Regions from separate parts of the Homo sapiens genome. Here region 2 is linked to region 1. The links are chromatin loops, found by intact Hi-C in ENCODE. Cell type or tissue: PC-3. All regions are shown on one strand. Links, peaks and the distances in the headings refer to the core of each region. The heading gives the core; the rest is flanking DNA.

What was found. A loop is a pair of places that touch in the nucleus more often than their neighbours do. Peaks named below come from ENCODE experiments on the same cell type or tissue, not always from the same donor. Only the 100,000 strongest peaks of a DNase experiment are listed, where the experiment ranks them.
Region 2: it touches region 1 in a loop (28-fold over the local background); 7 of 110 quality-filtered maps call a loop at or near these places.

The regions. Positions count from the first base shown.
Region 1 is chr19:5,769,804-5,777,803 of GRCh38, reverse strand. It overlaps CATSPERD (catsper channel auxiliary subunit delta), which reads right to left. Exons shown (of 22, transcript NM_152784.4): 19 at 6,732-6,860; 20 at 4,839-5,016; 21 at 1,489-1,643. Among named protein-coding and RNA genes, the nearest start is that of PRR22, 11 kb to the left of the region's middle. In PC-3, for the core only: a CTCF peak has its summit at 3,883 (motif pointing left); DNase peaks (open chromatin) are centred at 1,943 and 3,913.
Region 2 is chr19:5,885,566-5,896,270 of GRCh38, reverse strand. NDUFA11 (NADH:ubiquinone oxidoreductase subunit A11) reads left to right here. Exons shown (of 4, transcript NM_175614.5): 4 at 1,417-1,596. The coding sequence ends at 1,529. Among named protein-coding and RNA genes, the nearest start is that of NDUFA11, 13 kb to the left of the region's middle. RefSeq lists silencers at 2,767-2,967, 3,534-3,593 and an enhancer at 3,209-4,015. In PC-3, for the core only: CTCF peaks have their summits at 3,345 and 3,546 (motif pointing right); no DNase peak of the experiment used is centred there; H3K27me3 peaks cover 413 bases.

The DNA of each region.
Region 1 (8,000 bases), core at 1-8,000:
TCCCGGGTTCAAGCGATTCTCCTGCCTCAGCCTCCCGAGTAGCTGGGATTACAGGCGCCCACCATCACACCTGGCTAATTTTTAGTAGAGACGGAGCTTCTCCATGTTGGCCAGGCTTGTCTCGAACTCCTGACTTCAAGTGATCCACCTGTCCTGGCCTCCCAAAGTGTTGGGATTACAGGCGTAAGCTATTGTGCCAGGCCGACTTTTATGGGTTCTGAGTCAGCCATCCTCTCCATGCCCTCTGGCAGCTGTCACCAGGATCCCTATTCTCCCCCAATGCCCAGGCTCTGGCTAGAGAGGGCGGAAGGGGCAAATTAACTAAATGGTCCATCAACAACTAGGAAGTGGTGGGTGACAGTGGAGGCTAGGTCAGGGCAGGAAAGGTTCAGGGGTGTCACAGAATCCACGGCAGGGAGGGGGACAGTGCAGGTCACGTGATGCAGGGAGCACCTGTGGCACGGGAGAGTCCCACACATGTCTCCTCTCTCTGGTGGACATCCTCACCCTACCCAGTGCCTTCCACCTGCTGCCACCCCGGAGCTGATCCTCCTAGTCTGGGGCCTCTAGAGAAGGCAGGACCTCCACGTGTTTTTTTTTCAGGGGGTGAACTTTCATCCTACTGGAGAGGACAGGTGATAAGTGACAATGACTTCCAGTAGGGGTGAGGATATGAGGAAGATTTCCACCTGGTGTCCCCCTTCCAAAGGGACACACTGATCCACATGGCATGGCTTCGATGTGGCTTTATAATCTCCTCAGCACCTGTCAGTGCTAAATATTTAACAACTGGCTCTCAGAGGGGAAAGGCCTCCTGGGTAGTGTCTGCCAATTCCCGTAGTGTAAATATTTCCACTGTGGCTGATTCGAAGCCACTGACATGAAATTGATTGGTGTAAGATTCCTGAATTTTTTTTTTTTTTTTTGAGATGGAGTCTCGCTCTGTTACCCAGGCTAGAGGCCAGTGAGTGGCGCAATCTCAGCTCACTGCAACCTCTGCCTCCCGGGTTCAAGCGATTCTCCTGCCTCAGCCTCCCGAGTAGCTGAGATTAAAGGCACCTGCCACCACAGCCGGCTAATTTTTGTATTTTCAGTAGAGACGGGGTTTCACCAGGTTGGCCAGGCTGAAGATTCCTGAATATTTGAGAGTCTACTCCTGGTGAGCCAGTTTGAGCCAGCTCTGGCCCACAGCCATCAGCACACTCTAGCCATGGGGAGTAGGAGAGGGCGACTCAGGTGCGCCAGGGCAGCGGCACAGCCTCTGGTCACTGCTGTTCCCCCAGCACTCAGTGCAGGACTCTGAAATGAGTATTTAGTTCACATGGGAACAAATGTCACCCAGAACTTAAAACATCACTTGTCCTGGGGACGGCCTGGGCTGTTGGGGGAATTCAGGTTTAGCCAGGACCTGCATGTCCCCCGAAACGGGTGACCTGCCCCCAGGGGCACCAGGCGTCCCCTGTCGTAGGGGCAGATGGGCCCACTCACCTGTAGTACGGATCCACGATCGAAATGTAGAAGACATAAAAGCCATTGTGGCCGAAAATGATCTGGTTTGCTGTCCGGCCGCCCAAGATCTGATACTGGACGTCTGGCCACCTCAAAGGGGCATTGTTGTTGGGGTCGTGGCAGCTCACATAGTTCTGTGGGGGACAGAGACATGCCCACTGGCCCTAGGGACTGGGGAGGGGGCCCTGAGCCTCCCTCCTCCCTGCGGAGGCCCTGCACCCACCCCAGTCCTCATTAGGCACGCATGGGTGGGACTCTGGGGCCAAGTGCCCATGGTGTGGGCAGGTTCATGCTCCCTGCAGAGAAGAGTGGATGGAGGCTGCTCAGCCTCCATCTCACCTGCCTCTGTTGGAGGCCGAAAGATTGAGGGTGGTGATCAACTCCGTATACCACTGGAGGCCATATGAGTAAACAGCAAACTTTCTCATAAAAGCAGAATGTTGGCAAACTGACAAACTGCGTCTGCCGCCCAGAAGGAATGCTGAGGGCGGTCACGAGCCAGGCACAGTGTTTCTTCTGATTTGGTACATCTGAAGCCTATTAGTAATAATATGAACCTGTAATCAATTAACCAGCTGACCAATCGTTACCTGCTCCTCCCTGCTCTTTCTTTCTTTCTTTTCTTTCTTTTTTTTTTTTTTTTTTTGAGATGGGGTTTCACTCTGTTGCCCAGGCTGGAGTGCAGTGGCGCGATCTCGGCTTACTGCAAGCTCTGCCTCCCGGATGCATGCAATTCTCCTGCCTCAGCCTCCCGAGTAGCTGGGACTACAGGTGCCCGCCACCGTGGCCAGCAAATTTTTTTTTTTTTTTTTTGTATTTTTAGTAGAGATGGGGTTTCACCATGTAAGCCAGGATGGTCTCAATCTCCTGACCTTGTGATCTACCCACCTCAGCCTCCCAAAGTGCTGGGATTACAGGCGTGGCCACCTCGCCTGGCCCCTCCCTGCTGTTTCTACTCAATAAATACGCAGGTCTGTGGAAGCTTGAGGGACTGCCTTTACTCACTAGAAGCGGGGAGCTCTCTTCTTCCCCATGCCTCTTCTTTAAAACAGTTTCTTTTGTCTTAAGTTTTCATTTCTACATTCGTTCCCCCTTCCTTCAGTCTTGTAACGAAGGTCTCAAGTAGTAGCAGTAGTAACTGTTGTAGTGACCGTCTCAAGTAGTAACCGTGGCAGTCTGCCACATGCCTGCTTTCAGGCCTTCCTGGGCTGTGGAGGCTGGAGGCTTAATAACTTAGCCTGGGTGAGAGTCAGGCGCTTCCAATGACTTTTTTATTTTGAGACATTTTCTTCTGCTGTCCCCCAGGCTGGAGTGCAGTGGTGTCATCTGGGATCACCGCGATGTCTACCTCCCAGGTTCAAGCAATTCTCCTGCCTCAGCTTTCCAAGTAGCGGGAACTACAGGTGGGTACCATCATGCCCTGCTAATTTTTGTACTTTTAGTAGAGACGGGGTTTCACCATGTTGGTCAGGCTGGTCTCTAACTCCTGACCTCAAGTGATCCATCCACCTCGGCCTCCCAAAGTGCTGGGATTACAGGCGTGAGCCACAGTACCTGGCCACTCTTTATTTATTTATTTTTAAATTTTATTTTATGTTACTTTTTTGAGAAACAGCCTCGCTCTGTTGCCCAGGCCGGAGTGCAGTGGTGCAGTTTCGGCTCACTGCAACCTTCACCTCCTAGGTTCAAGCGATTCTCTTGCCTCAAGCTCCCCAGTAACTGGGATTACAGGCGTGCACCACTATGCCCAGGTAATTTTTGTATTTTTAGTAGAGACGGGGTTTTGCCATGTTAAGCTGGTCTTGAACTCCTGTCCTCAAGTAATCTGCCCACCTTGGCCTCCCAAAGTGCTGGGATTACAGGCGTGAGCCACTGTGCCTGTCCAGGAAAACTTCATGTTCTACAAAAGCAGCCACTCACCACAGCTGATGGAAAAAAAATAGTAATGGGGCCATCTCTTAAATGCACTCATGCAATTTGCAATGAGACAGCCCATATGAAGAATGCATATAGAAATACCAACAGAGCCGACCGGGCGCAGTGGCTCACGCCTATAATCCCAGCACTTTGGGAGGCCGAGGCGGGCGGATCACAAGGTCAGGAGTTCAAGACCAGCCTGGGCAACACGGTGAAACCCCGTCTCTACTAAAAATACAAAAATTAACCGGGCGTGGTGGCAGGTGCTTGTAAGTCCAGCTACTCAGGAGGCTGAGGCGGGAGAATTGCTTGAACTCGGGAGGTGGAGGTTGCAGTGAGCTGAGATTGCGCCACTGCACTCCAGCCTGGGGGACACAGTGAGGCTCCGTCTCAAAAAAAAAAAAAAAAAGCAAATGCAAAAAAAGAGCCAGGACACCATCTGCTGGTGGCTTTGCTGCATGCACTGCATTCCTGATACAAAACATTGTGTCCCGGGAAGATACACGTGGACTGATGCAATCTCTTTGTAGGGACAGGACATCACTCGTATGATAGAAATACACACTGAGGCTGAGCGTGGTGACTTATACCTATAATCCATGGGAGGATCGCTTCAGCCCAGGAGTTCAAAGCCAGCCTGTGTAACATACTGAAGCCCTGCCTCTACAAAAAAAAAAAAAAAAAGATACAAAAATTAGCTGGGCATGGTGGCACACACCTGTAGTCCCAGCTAATTGGGAGGCTGAAGTGGGAGGATCACTTGAGGCTTGAGTCTTCAGTGAGCTGAGATTGCACCACTGCACTCCAGCCTGGGAGACAGAGTGAGACCCTGCCTAAAAGAAATAAAAATAAAACAGATGCACACTGAGTAAGACAGCCCGGGAATTCCATCCATCCCTCAGTAGCAAGCATTGGGATGGTCCCAGGCATTTCTCATCATCAGCAAAGCCCCCTGAACACCTTGGTGCCTGCATTTCCCGTCCTTCGGTCAGTTCCTTAAATCCTCAAAGGCCTTGTACACCCCTAAAAGGAATTGGGGTTCCTGCTAGATCCCCTAAAGGACCTTCGAGTCTTTTGCAGTCGTGATCTGTGCTCACTGCAACCTCTGCCTCCCAGGCTCAAGTGATTCTCCTGAGTAGCTGGGAGTACAGGTGTCCGCCACCATGCCCGACTGATTTTTGTATTTTTAGTAGAGACGGGCTTTTGCCATGTTAGCCAGGCTGGTCTCAAACTCCTGACCTCATGATCCACCTGCCTCAGCCTCCCAAAGTGCTGGGATTACAGGCGTGAGCCACCGCGCCCCAACTCTTTCATTCCATACTCAGTTCCATGGCCGCACGGTGTCCTCACGCACTCTCCCACCCCCTGGTGGGCTGCTGATTCTTCTGGAAACGATCCTAGGGTCCTGTTACCTCTCTGTTCCAGAAGAAGGGCCCCCCGAATTCCTTTATCATGGTGGTCCAGTTCTGCGGCTGGGAGGTACACATGGCCGACTGGGCCGTCAGGGAATAGGAGTATGAGAACTGCCCGTTCACCTCCAGTAACACATACTCGGCGTCGATGACCTCCTGGAAACTGTCTTTTCGCCACCTAGGACACAGGCACGGGGCAGGGCTGTGCAGGGAGCAGGGACAACCCAGGAAGACCCGGGCCACAGCCACCTGGACGGCTGCAAAACCGCTTGGGGGGTGGGAGGTGACAGAGAGGAAACCAAAGGACGCCTGCCGCTCCCAGCTGAGGATGCCGTGTGTGGGCTGCGGGGAGGCCAGGAGAAAGAGCTGGGTGCATGGGGAGATGGGCAGCAGCCAGCACTGAGCATTGATAACAGGGTGGAAGGAAAAGTCTGCTCGGAGCTAGGCGCGGCGGCTCACGCCCGTAATCTCAGCACTTTGGGAGGCTGAAGCGGGAGGATCACGAGGTCAGGAGATCGAGACCATCTTGGCTAACACGGTGAAACCCTATCTCTACTAAAAATAAAAAAAATTAGCCGGGCGCAGTGGCGGGCGCCTGTAATCCCAGCTACTCGGGAGGCTGAGGCAGGAGAATGGCGTGAACCCGGGAGGCAGAGCTTGCGGTGAGCCAAGATCACACCGCTGCACTCCAGCCTGGGCGACAGAGCGAGACTCTGTCTCAAAAAAAAAAAAAAAAAAAAAAAAAAAAAAATTAACCGGGCATTGTGGTATGCAACTGCAGTCCCAGCTACTTGGGAGGCTGAGGCAGGAGGACCGCTTGAGCCTGGGAGGTTAAGGCTGCAATGAACTGTGTTCATGCCACTGGACTCCAGCCTGGGCAACAGAGCAAGACGCCAACACAAAAAAAAAAAAAGAAAAAAGGAAACAGAGAGAGAGAAAGAAAGGAAGGAAATGAAGGAAGGAAGGGAGGGGAGGAAAGGGAGGAAAAGAAAAGAAAAAAAGAAAAAAGAAAAGAAAAAGAAAAGCTATATGAGGTCATAGGATGTAGGGTGGGCCCTGATCTGATAAGACTGGTGTCCTTATAAGAACAGGAAGATGGCCAGGTATGGTGGCTCACGCCTGTTATCCCAGCACTCTGGAAAGCTGAGGCAGGTGGATCACGAAGTCAGGAGTTCGAGACCAGCCTGACCAACATGGTAAAACCCCATCTCTACTAAAAATACAAAAACTAGCCAGGCATGGTGGCACGCGCCTGTAATCCCAGATACTCGGGAGGCTGAGGCAGGAGAATCGCTTGAACCCTGGAGGTGGAGGTTGCAGTAAGCCAAGATCATGTCATTGCACTCCAGCCTGGGTGACAGAGTGGAAAAAAAAAAAAAAAAGAACAGGAAGACAGCAGGAGTGCACAGGCATAAAGAAAAGCCCATCGGCCGGGCGCAGTGGCTCATGCCTGTAATTCCAACACTTTGAGAGGCCAAGGCAGGCGGATCATCTGAGGTCAGGAGTTCAAGACCAGCCTGCCCAACATGGTGAAACCAAATCTCTGCTAATTAGCTGGGTGTGGTGGTGGGCACCTGTGGTCCCAGCTACCTGGGAGGCTGAGGTGGGAGGATCGCTTGAGCCCAAGGGACAGAGGCTGCAGTGAGCTGAGATCATGCCACTGCACTCCATCCTAGGCGACAGAGCAAGACCCTGTCTCAAAAAAAGAAAAGGTGTTCCAGGGAGAGGGCCCTGGGGGCCAGTGGGGCTGGGGCAGGAGCACGGTGGGAAACAGTGACCATCATCATTTTGAGGGATCTAGGGGAGCCTGGAGGGCCAGGCTGGTACCCCAGGGCCAGGGAGCATGAGGCCCTGCCACCGTCCCCACCCTGCAGCACCCCCCTGGGGTCTTACAGCTCCACCACGGGCTTCCATAGGGTGTCATAGTAGACGAGGAGAGGACAGCCCAGCTGCTGGTAGGAGTAAAACACGTGCAGGTCCTCGGAGGACTGCTGCCCCTGGAAGCCGGGGTCGTAGAATTCCCTTCAAGACACCAAGAAGCAGAGATGGGGAGTCTGTGAGTTCCTGCCCAGTCTGCCAACCCTTCACAGCCGCAGTTTCTTTTTTGCAAATGGGGATCGTCCATGAGAGTGGCAGGAGGTGGCATCTGAGGTGGGCGATTGAGAGCCATGGACCAGATGATATTGGAACTTCTGTTCTAGTTAATTTTTTGGCTGGAGCATAGTAATGCAGTCATGACTCACTGCAACCTCCACCTCCTGGGCCCAAGCAATCCTCTCACCTCAGCCTCCCGAGTGGCTGGGATTACAGGCACGCACCACCACGCATGGTTAATATTTTAAATTTTTGTAGAGATGAGGTCTTGCTGTGTTGCCCAGGCTGGTCTCAAACTCCTGGCCTCAAGTGATTCCCTCACCTCAGCCTCCCAAAGTGCTGGGATTACAGGTATAAGCCACCAAGCCCAGCAAAATTTCTGCTCCTTAAATTAGATCAGTGCAAAAGTAATCGAGGTTTTTGCCTTTTTTTTTTTTTTTTGAGACGGAGTTTCATTCTTGTTGCCCAGGCTGGAGCACAGTGGTGCAATCTCAGCTCACTGCAACCTCTCTCTCCCGGGTTCAAGTGATTCTCTTGCCTCAGCCTCCTGAGAAGCTGGGAATACAAGTGCCCACCACCACGCCCGGCTAATTTTTTGTGTTTTTAGTAGAGATGTGGGTTTCATCATGTTGGCTGGGCTGGTCTTGAACTCCTGACTTCAGGTGATCCACCCACTTCAGCCTCCCAAAGTGCAGGGATTACAGGGGTGACCCACTGCGCCCGGCCGGTTTTTGCCATTACTTTCAATGGCAAAAACCGTAATTACTTTTTTTTTTTTTTTTTGAGACAGAGTCTCGCTCTGTTGCCCAGGCTGGAGTGCAGTGGCGTGATCTCAGCTCACTGCAACCTCCGCCTCCCGGGTTGAAGAAATTCTCCCACCTCAGCCTCCTGAGTAGCTGGGACTACAGGCATGTGCCACCACGCCTGGCTAATTTTTGTATTTTTAGTAGAGACGGGATTTCACCATGTTGGCCAGACTGCTCTCAAACTCCTGACCTCAAGTGATCCACCTGTCTCGGCCTCCCAAAGTGCTGGGATTACAGGCATGAGCCACCCTGCCCGGCCAAA
Region 2 (10,705 bases), core at 469-8,468, 120 kb before region 1:
CCTGACCTGCCCTGTCCCCTCCCCACCCTCCCCTCCTCACTCTGCTCCAGCCACACGGGCCTCCTCACTGCTCCTCCCACATGCCAGGTACAGTCCTGCCCCAGGGCCTTTGCATGGGCAGTGCACTGCGTGGAATGCTGTTCCCCTCACTGTCCTGACCACCCTGTGTACAAGCCAGCATCCCCGCCGCCCTCGCTCTGTGCCGCCTTCCTTCTGTGTGCCTTGTCAGAGGACACAGGTCACCAAGGTCACCCCCTGTCTCTGCCACTGGCCTGTGAGTCAGAGAGGAGGATGGATGGAGTCTCGCCCTGCCATCTCTCTCCCTGCACCTGGAGCCCTGCAGGGGAGCTGCCCCCGCAACCTTCACTTTACAGAAAAGGGTATTAGGGCTCAGGGAGGGAATTAAGTGGCCCGAGGTCACCTGGAGGAGCAAGTGGCCTTCTTTGCAGCCATCAGAGGGTGCAGCCCTGGTGGAGAAGGCCACGCTTGGCACAGGGGAGCCCGTCTGGAGCATGAGCCAGACATCACTCCTGCCCTCCCATGGGCCCGGGCTCAGCGTCAGTGCCCGCCTGTGCCCCTGGCCTACCCCCAGCCCGCCAAGGCTCGGGCCCTCAGGGCCAGCGGGAGGAGTGAACGAGCCCTCTTGCAGCTCAGCCGCTCTGGCCTGGCATGTTGGGAGTGATGAATGGCAGGTTCCAGGCAGGCAGAGAGGGAGGGTGCGAGGGCAGGGCGTACGCCGTCACTGCTGTCTCTGCGTCAAGACCTTGGGGAGGCCTTGTCCCTCCCCAGCTCCCACTGGAACTGGTCAGAGGTTGCAGGTGGGTTGAGGTCTTGACTGTAGCCCAGCTCAGGCTGGAACTGCTCCCTGTCCCCAAGCCAGCCTCCCTGTCTCTCTTCAAAGAGTGTGAGTCCCTTTAGGTCCTGGTGTGTGGGGACACACCTCCTTCCTCCTCTGGCCCGGAGGCTTCGGAGCAGGAGAGCCTGGAGAAGTGGGGGCACTGTCGGGGCTCCTCGGTACACAGACCACGGGACAGATGCGTGGCCTGGCCCTGGCATCCATGGGCAAAGGAGAGACTGAGACACACCGATGTGTCACCATGGCCCGGTGCCCAGCCTTGCCCCAGCCCCAGCTGGGGGCAGCACGGTGTCCTCGCAGGGGGAAGTCAGTGTGGGGCGGGATGAGGACCCACAGCCTGGGTTCCTGCTGGGAAGCAACCTGGACTCCGGCCTCCCTCTGTGCATCAGTTTCCACATCTCCAGAGTCTAGGGCCCTCTTCCTGAGTGACTTAATCCCTGAAGAGAGTGTCCTGTCAGGGGTCTCAGTCTGGCTCCCAGGGTGGGCACCGGCCAGGGCGTGGAGCGTCTTGGTCCGGCCGAGCCCCACCCGGGCCTGACATCACCTCCCCACTCCCACAGCGCACAACTACGGGATTGGCGCCGCCGCCTGCGTGTACTTTGGCATAGCGGCCTCCCTGGTCAAGATGGGCCGGCTGGAGGGCTGGGAGGTGTTTGCAAAACCCAAGGTGTGAGCCCTGTGCCTGCCGGGACCTCCAGCCTGCAGAATGCGTCCAGAAATAAATTCTGTGTCTGTGTGTGTGTCAGTGTCCGGAGGGCTTGATGACGGCGACACAGCAGCCGGTGAGGGCGGATCTGGGAGGGAGTGAGGAAGGGAGATAAGATAAGGCCCCCTGCACACGCGCCTGCCTGCCGCCTGCCGTCCCTGCCAAGGGTACCAGCCTGGCCCCACAGAACTGGTAGTGCATCAGGCTGGGGCCATCGGGAGCCCAGGAGGGGAGACGGCTGGGATGCGCCCCAGCCTCTGCTTCCCCCAGTTCCCAGGGCAGGGCAGGAGCGTGCCAGTGACCTGCCAGCAAGTGGAAAATGGGCCCTGCCGCCCACAGCCCTTCCCTCAGCGCTGTGGGCTCTGGTCACAACCCCCCTGCAGATCTTGAGCCATCCTTTCTCTGGGCCTGTCCCCAAAGCCAACAACATGTGGAAAACACGCCCAGGCCCTGTCTCCAAATTCCTGGGCACTGGAGCGGAGAGCCCCGGACAGGCTGGTCCAGCAGCCGTCCCCATCCGGCAGGTCACTCGCAGCCCCTGGGGCTAGGGCAGAGCGGGACAGGACCCCCCTCAGCACCTGGCTGGTGGCAGCGACAAGGGAAAGAATTGCGATCCCTTCCTGCCACCTGTCAGGCCAGTGATTTAGGTGGCCCTGGAATGCTGGCACCACCCCGGGCCCCTTCTCCAGAACTGGCTCATGCTCCCTGGCAGCTGGAGAGGAAGCCTGCAAGCTCCCACATGCTGCGGTGGGCTGCAAATTAGGGCGCTCCAGGCTCCACCCAGGGGAGCGGAGCTGTGCACAGCCCTGGCTGGGATGGATCTGGGCCCTGCTGGTGGGCCGGGGACAGCAGGAACCGGCAGGGCTGGCTATGGCCCTCCTGACCCGTATCCGGCCCCATCTCTTCCCTTTTCTCAAGCCCATCCGCGGGGCCTAGATGTGAAAAGCCAAACTTCACTTTCAGCCTCATATCCTTCTCTGTCCACCCCCGAGTAGTAACTCAGCCTGGAACTCCCGGGCCCAAGCAATCCTCCCACCTCAGCCTCCCGAGTAGCCAGGACTATGGCCACCGCCACTATGCCTGGTTAATTTTTTTAAAAAATGTTGTAGGCTGGGCCTGGTGGTTTGAGCCTGTAATCTCAGCACTTTTGGAGGTTGAGGTGGGAGGATTGCTTGAGGCCAGGAGCTTGGAACCAGCCTGGGCAACGCAGTGAGACCCTGTCTCTACCAAAAATTCGTCTTTTTGAGACATAGTCTTGCTCTGTCTCTCAAGCTGGAGGGCAGTGGCAGGATCATGGCTCACTGGAACCTTGACCTTCCTGGCTTATGCGACTCTCTCATCTCAGCCTCCCTGGTAGCTGGGACTGCAGGTGTGCACCACTACAGCCAGCTAATTGTTTTTATTTTTATTTTTTGTAGAGACAGGATCTCACTGTGTTGTGCAGGCTGGTCTCAAACTCCTGGCCTCGAGCAGTCCTCACACCTCAGCCTCCCAGAGTGCTGGGATTATAGGCATGAGCCACTGTGTACAGAGATTCTGGGTCCCTTCTTCCAGCGCCTGCCTCGAAGTCCTCTCTGGAGAGAGCACAGATGTCCACGCGTGTTCCAGCACAAGGGGGGCATGCAACAGCTCAGGGTCACGTCCACTTCCGGAGCTGGGTGCCCGGGCCTCGGGCTCCCTGAGAAAGGGCGGACACACCCACCCCGCACCCAGAGGGGCAGGGGCCCTGACACCTGTCCAAGCCCTAATAGAGTCATTGTTAAACACTCTGGGTTCGAACCCCAGAACTTGATTCTTTCCTTGTTCTGTCCTCAGAGGACGGCAGCACCCAGGCCTCAGCTTTCCCACCTGGTAAATGGGAATAAGGGCCCCTCAGAGATGCCCCACAAAGAAAGACGATTCCACCTCCCTGCAGGCATCCCATCCACTCACGGGCATCGCATCCACTCGAGGGCACCGGCCTCTGTCTCTACTGCGGCCGGCAGGGGGCAGCGCCCACCACAGCACGGCCTGCTGGGCAGTGTGGACCCGGGCGGTCATCCCCAGGCCCCCAGCCCCGCGGTGACCACAGGCGTCAGATTCCATCCCTTCCTCCGCACTCCAGGCCTTGTCTGTCCCTCATCCCCCTTCCTTCCCATGCATCCTGCCCACCGCAGCCGGGAAGTGATGGCTTCTAGGAATGGGCAATACAGCCCCAAACCTCCAGCCAAGGACACCGAAGGCTGGACAGGAGGAAAGACTAGTCCACGTCCCCACGACGGTCACCCTCAGCCCTGCACCATGGCCGCTTCTGGGACTGGTTCCACGCAGGCCTCCGCCCCCTGCAAGCCCTTCCCCGGCCCTCCAGGCCCGTGTGCGGCCCAAACCCTGTACCAGATCTCTTAGCCCTCTTCCACGGATGCGCGCGCTGAGGCCCACCCTGGGTAGTGGAGCTTGAAATTTAAAGGCCGCACGCCCCTTCGCACCTCCCAGCCCCAGGTGCCTCCCTGTGTTCAAGGGAGCCGACGGCTCAGACCAGGAGCTGTGCTCGCCGCCCACCCAGCCCATTCCGGGCTAGCCGCCAGGGTTGGCGCAGGCCTGCCAGGCGCCCCCACCTCGCCTGCAGGACGGGCCCCCCAGAATGGAACACGAGGGGGTGGTCTCTTGCTGGGCTCCAGGGAACCCCAAAGCCGAGGCCCCCCGGCCCATAAACATTTACTAGGTTGTGGAGGGCTGACGTCACTCCCACCCCACACACAAGAGGGCCCCCGTCTGGAACATCGGTCCCAGCAGGCTCCCTGAGGGGCTGTGGGGGACCCTTCCTGAGTTTACCTTGAACTTCATGGAGCCCTTCCCAGCCCCAGGCAGTCAGGGCTGGAACTGAGGAGGGGCAGAGCCTCCCTGGGGAGCTAGGAGGGCTTCCTAGAGGAGGAGGCGGCACAGCAGAGAGGGCCCAAGGATGAAGAGGCTTTTCCATGTGTACCCAGCGGGAGGCTGGTCCAGGCAGAGCACACAGCAACAGCAGAGGCCTGCTGTGAGGGAGAGCAGTGGGCGATCAGGGGCCTCCTGGTCCAGGAGAGGTGCCTGGGGGCTGCAGGGCACACACTTGCTTCCCGAGAATCCATCCCTGGAGACACATCCCCAGCAGAGACAAGGCTCCAAGAACACCGGCCTGGCCCTGCGCCGTGGCTCAGGCCTGTAATCCCAGTACTTTGGGAGGCCGAGGCTGGGGGATCACTTGAGGTCAGGAGTTTCAGACCACCCTGGCCAACACAGTGAAACCCTGTCTCTACTATACAAAAATAAGCCAGGTGTGGTGGCAGGCACCTGTAATCCCAGCTACTTGGGAGGCTGAGGCATGAGAATCCCTTGAACCTGGGAGGTGGAGGTTGCAGTGAGCCGAGATCATGTCACTGTACTCCAGCCTGGGAGACAGTGAGCGAGACTTTGTATCAAAAATAAATAAATAAATAACGCTGGCCTGGGCTGGCGCTGACCCAGGCCCCGCCGCCGGGGGTCTCTAAGCTCTTGGGTGAGCCAAGAAAACATTCACAAGACAAAAAAAAGGGGGGTGGGGGTGGGGAACATCAAGCTTTTCCCACCTGCCAGGCAGGTGCAGTTGTTATTATTATTTTTGGCTCATTTTAGTCTGCGCAGCCGTGCGTGAGCTCTGTTAGGCATTAGTCCTATTTTACAGATGAGGAAACTGAGGCCCGGGAGGTGACTTCCCAGGGCCTGGCAGTAGCTAAAAGAAGTGTTACTTCTCCTAAGAATAGCTATTGTTTGGAAAATGGCAATTTGTTCCTTTAAGACTTTCTTAGTGGTCTTGGAGATTGGAGCGAAAACACCCCACTAAGGGCTGGGCGCGGTGGCTCACGCCTGTAATCCCAGCACTTTGGGAGGCCGAGGCGGGCGGATCACAAGGTCAGGAGATTGAGACCATCCTGACTAACACGGTGAAACCCTGTCTCTACTAAGAATACAAAAACAGTCTGGCATGGTGGCGGGCGTCTGTAGTCCCAGCTACTCGGGAGGCTGAGGCACGAGAATGGCGTGAACCCGGGAGGCGGAGCTTGCAGTGAGCCAAGATCACGCCACTGCACTCCAGCTTGGGCGACAGAGTGAGACTCCGTCTCAAAAAAAAAAAAAAAGAAAATACCTCACTGAGAAAGGAAGGTGTTTTCGCTGCCAACTTGAGCACAACTGTACTCCTTTAAACTTGTGTTGAGTGTGGGCTGTGGGCTCCTATAAATGTGTTTGACATGATTGGGGTGGGACACAGCTGAGAAGACCCCACGGGGCTGATGTGTGCCCCTCCTGGGACTGAAGAGCTGCTCCCGCCCTCCCCGCATCTCGAGCCCCTTTGCCTTCAGAATCTGTCCCAGATCTGCCTCTAGTCTGATTCCATCATCACGACAAGCGTAGTCCCCTCTGCCCTGGTCACCCGGCTACCCCCTGAGCCAGAAGGCGCCTGTGAGCCCCTAAGTCAGGTCCCGCCCCTCCCCTGCCCACAGTCCTCCATGGCTCCCACCCCACTTGGGGGAAAAGCCCAAATCCTCTCTACAGCCCACTATGCCCTGTGTGTCCCGACCCCTCCTCTCCCTCCCCTCCCTCTCCTCCCCTCCCCTCTTCACTGCTCCAGCCCCACCAGCCTCCTCACTCTTCCTCCAAAACCCCTGGCACAGTCCTGCCCTAGGGCCTTTGCATAGTCCATACCCTCTGCCTGCAATGCCTGTCCCCTAGATGTCCCCAAGCTCACCCCTCACCTCCTTCAATTCTCAGCTCACAAGCCACCTCCTCATCCCCCGTCCCCAGGCCACCAGCACTCCACACTCATTTGCCTTCTAGTTTTGCCCGTAGCCCCTGCCAGTTTCTAAGTCCCACGTCACCATCACGTGTGTTATTTATGTGCACCTCCTTGAGGACTGGGACGTATCCTGGCTGTTATATCCTCTGCCTACACCCCGGCACCCAGCCGAGGAACGCAGCAGGGCTCCAGAACTATGTGTGGAATGAATGAATGGATAAACAAATGAATGAATCTCCAGGTCTGCAAAGGGTAGGAGGTCCAGAGGTGGGGCCTGAGAACCACTTGGGGGTGGCTGTGCACCCTGCCTGGCCCTGCTTTGCTGCCTGGGTGGTATAGGCTCTCGGAGGGGGATCAGGGTCCTTCTCACTCTCCCCACATGAGATGATGGCTGCAGTGGAGTGCGGGAAGGCACGGGAAGAGAAGCCCTCCAGACCCGGGGGCAAGACTCAGAGTTCATTCAGCAAACAGTCATGTGCAGTATAACAGCATTTCGGTCACTGACGGACCACATATGTGAAGGGAGTCCCATGAGACTTTTTTTTTTTTTTTTTTTTTGACACTGAGTCTCTGCCGCCTAGGGGTTCAAGCGATTCTCCAGCCTCAGCCTCCCGAGTATCTGGGATTACAGGTGCCCACCACCACACTCAGTTAATTTGTTGTTTTTTGTTTTTGTTTTTGTTTCTTTTTTTTTCTTTTCTTTTTTTTTGTTTAGTTTGGTTTTTTGAGACAGAGTCTTGCTCTCTCACATTGTCACCCAGGCTGGAGTGCAGTGGCTCACTGCAAGCTCCGCCTCCCAGGTTGACGCCATTCTCCTGCCTCAGCCTCCTGAGTAGCTGGGACTACAGGCGCCCACTGCCACGCCCGGCTAATTTTTTTGTATTTTTAGTAGAGACCGGGTTTCACCGTGTTAGCCAGGATGGTCTCAATCTCCTGACCTCGTGATCCGCCCGCCTCGGCCTCCCAAAGTGCTGGGATTACAGGCATGAGCCACTGCGCCCGGCCTGTTTTTGTTTTTTTTTTCTGAGATGGAGTTTCACTCTGTCACTCAGGTTGGAGTGCAGTGGGGAGATCTCGGCTCACTGCAACCTCCACCTCCTGGGTTCAAGCAATTCTCTGCCTCAGCCTCCCGAGTAGCTGGGATTACAGGCTCCCGCCACCACATCCGCCTAATTCTTTTGTATTTGTAGTAGAGATGGGGTTTCATCAAGTTGGCCAGGCTGGTCTCAAACTCCTGACCTTAAGTGATCTGCCCGCCTCGGCCTCCCAAAGTGCTGGGAATACAAGTGTGAGCCACCGCACCCGGCTCCCATAAGATTTTATACCATATTTTTATTGTACCTTTTCTGTTTGTGGATGTTTAGAGACAAATATTTGTCATCATGTTACAGTTGCCCACAGTATTCTGTACAGTCACATGCTCTGCAGGTTTATAGCCTGGGAGCAGTAGACAGTACCATGAAGCCTGGTGTGCAGTACGTTCTACCATCTAGGCGTGTGTACGCTGGGATGTTTGTGCATGACAAAATCATCTAATGACGAATTTCTCCAAACATACACCCATCATGAAGCAACTACTGTGTGTGTGTGTGTGTATTTTTTTTTTTTTTTTTTAAGAAAGGGTCTTGGCCGGGCGTGGTGGCTCACGCCTGTAATCCCAGTACTTTGGGAGGCCGAGGTGGGCGGATCACGAGGTCAGGAGATCGAGACCATCCTGGCTAGCATGGAGAAAAACCCTGTCTCTACTAAAAAATACAAAAAAAATTCAGCGGGGTGTGGTGGCGGGCGCCTGTAGTTCCAGCTGCTCGGGAGGCTGAGGCGAGAGAATGGCGTGAACCTGGGAGGCGGAGCTTGCAGTGAGCCGAGATCGCGCCACTGCGCTCCAGCCTGGGCCACAGAGTGAGACTCCATCTCAAAAAAAAAAGAGAAAGAAAAAGAAAGACAGGGTCTTAGCCAGGCGCAGTGGCTGACACCTGTAATCTCAGCACTTTGGGAGGCTGAGATTGGCAGATCACTTGAGGCCAGGAGTTCGAGACCAGCCTGGCCAACATGGCAAAACCCGGTCTCTACTAAAAATGCAAAAATTAGGCGTGGTGGCAGGTGCCTGTAATCCCAGCTACTTGGGAGGCTGAGACATGAGAATCGCTTGAACCTGAGAGGCGGAGGTTGCAGTGAGCCGAGATTGCGTCACTGCACTCCAGCCTGAGTGATAGAGCAAGACTCCATCTCCAAAAAAAAATAAACAAAATAAATAAATAAATAAATGAAAATCAGCTAGGCATCGTGGTGTGAGCCTGTAATACCAGCTACTCAGGAGACTAAGGCAGGAGAAACACTTGAACCCAGGAGGTGGAGGTTGCAGTGAGCTGAGATCGAGCCACTGCACTCCAGCCTGAGTGACAAGAGCAAAACTCCATCTCAAAAAATAAGAAGAAGACAAGGTCTTGCCCTGTTGCCCAGATTGGAGTGCAGTGGTGAGATCATAGCTTACTGCAACCTCAAACTCCTGGGCTCAAACGATTCTTCTGCCTCAGCTTCCAAGAAGCTGGGACTACAGGCATGCACCAACACACCTGGCTAATTTCTAAATTTTTTGTAGAGATGGAGTCTCACTGTGTTGTCCAGGCTGGTCTTGAACTCCCGGCCTCAAGTGACCCTCCTGCTTCAGCCTCCCAAAGTGCTGGGATTACAGGCGGGAGTCACTGTGGCCAGCTGCAGATCTTGCTTAAACCATAGACAGGCACTTCTGGGCCAAACATTTCCCTTGTCCTGACAAAGACCCCTGGGACCAACACTGGCCCACTAGGGTACCCCCAAAAGAGCCAAAAAGGGGGCTGGAGCCAGGCATGGTGGTACACACCTGTAGTCCCAGCTACTTAGGAGGCTAAGGTAGGAGAATCGCTTGAGCCCAGGAGTTCGAGGCTGCAGTAAGCTATGATCCTGCCACCGCACTCCAGCCTGGGTGACAGAGCGAGACCCTGTCTCTAAAAAAAGAGAGGCCCAGAGCCCTGAATGCCTTGGGGGTGCCACATCCCTGTACCCACAGGGTCCCCAGCAGAGCACAGAGGGAGGAAGAGGGAGTAGACAGGGGTAGAGATCTTAGGAAAGAGGACGTGACTCTCTCCTGGCTGTGTTCTGGTAGGAGGCCCCAGCCTTAAAGCCTAAAGCCGGGTTAGTCATTACTTCAGGGCTCCAGAAGTCAGGGCGGGACTTGCCCCCCCTTATCCTATCTGGCTTGGCGTCCAAGGCTAGGACCCAGTGGAGCCATAGTTCCCTGGTCCCACATCATCTCAGGCATCCCCTGTGTCCACAAGGGCCACACAGCCAGCGAGCCATTTGGCCTATGGGGAAACTGAGGCATAGGGAAGCTCGGGCCTTCCTCCCTGTGTATCTCTTTTCTAGCCAGCCTCCCTCCACTTGCTGTGGTCCTCCTCAGAGCGTGGGCGCTCAGAGGGGCCTGGTTTGGCCCCCAGCCCCACCATTGGCGCACACAGGTCCTTCCTCTGAGCCAGCCAAGCCTCCCCTCGGGCTTCCTGGAAAGCTGGGTGGTCGGGCCGAGCTGCAAGGGGCTCCGGCAGGCCTGGCCCTGTCCCTGGCCCCAGCCCAGCCCACATCTCACCTTCCAGGGGTCCCCACTGGTCTGAACCCTCGCTGAACCAGAGTAGGAAAGGTGTGAGCCAGGACAAGAGCAGGGCTCTGGGGGGCCTCGTTGGGGGGCCTGGTGGGGGATTCAGCCCAAACTGAGGGGCAGCAGGCAGAGCGATGGCCTGGCCTGAAATCTAGAGCCACCACCCCTGCCACCCCAGCCTTTTCAAACCCATCCAAAGTCTTCTATTTTGTCCATTTTTTTTTTCTCAGCACTTTTTTTTTTTTGAGACGGAGTCTCGCTCTGTCGCCCAGGCTGGAGTGCAGTGGCGCCATCTCGGCTCACTGCAAGCTTTGCCTCCCGGGTTCACGCCATTCTCCTGCTTCAGCCTCCCGAGTAGGTGGGACTACAGGCGCCCGCACCAAGCCCGGCCAATTTTTTTGTATTTTTAGTAGAGACGGGGTTTCACTGTGTTAGCCAGGATGGTCTTGATCTCCTGACCTCATGATCCTCCGGCCTCGGCCTCCCAAAGTGCTGGGATTACAGGCATGAGCCACCGCGCCCGGCCTTTCTCAGTATGCTTTCTAAAATGCATTTTACAGTTTATCCTCCTTCTTTTAGAGGTAAGACAGACGCATGCCATAGAATTCAAAAGATTCTAGAGGGTGTTTAGAATAAATACCAGCCACTCCCCAAGCCCCACGCCATCCCCAGAGGCCATTAGTCGGTTTCTTGTTTCTCCTTCCAGCCATGTTCCACGCCAAAACAAGC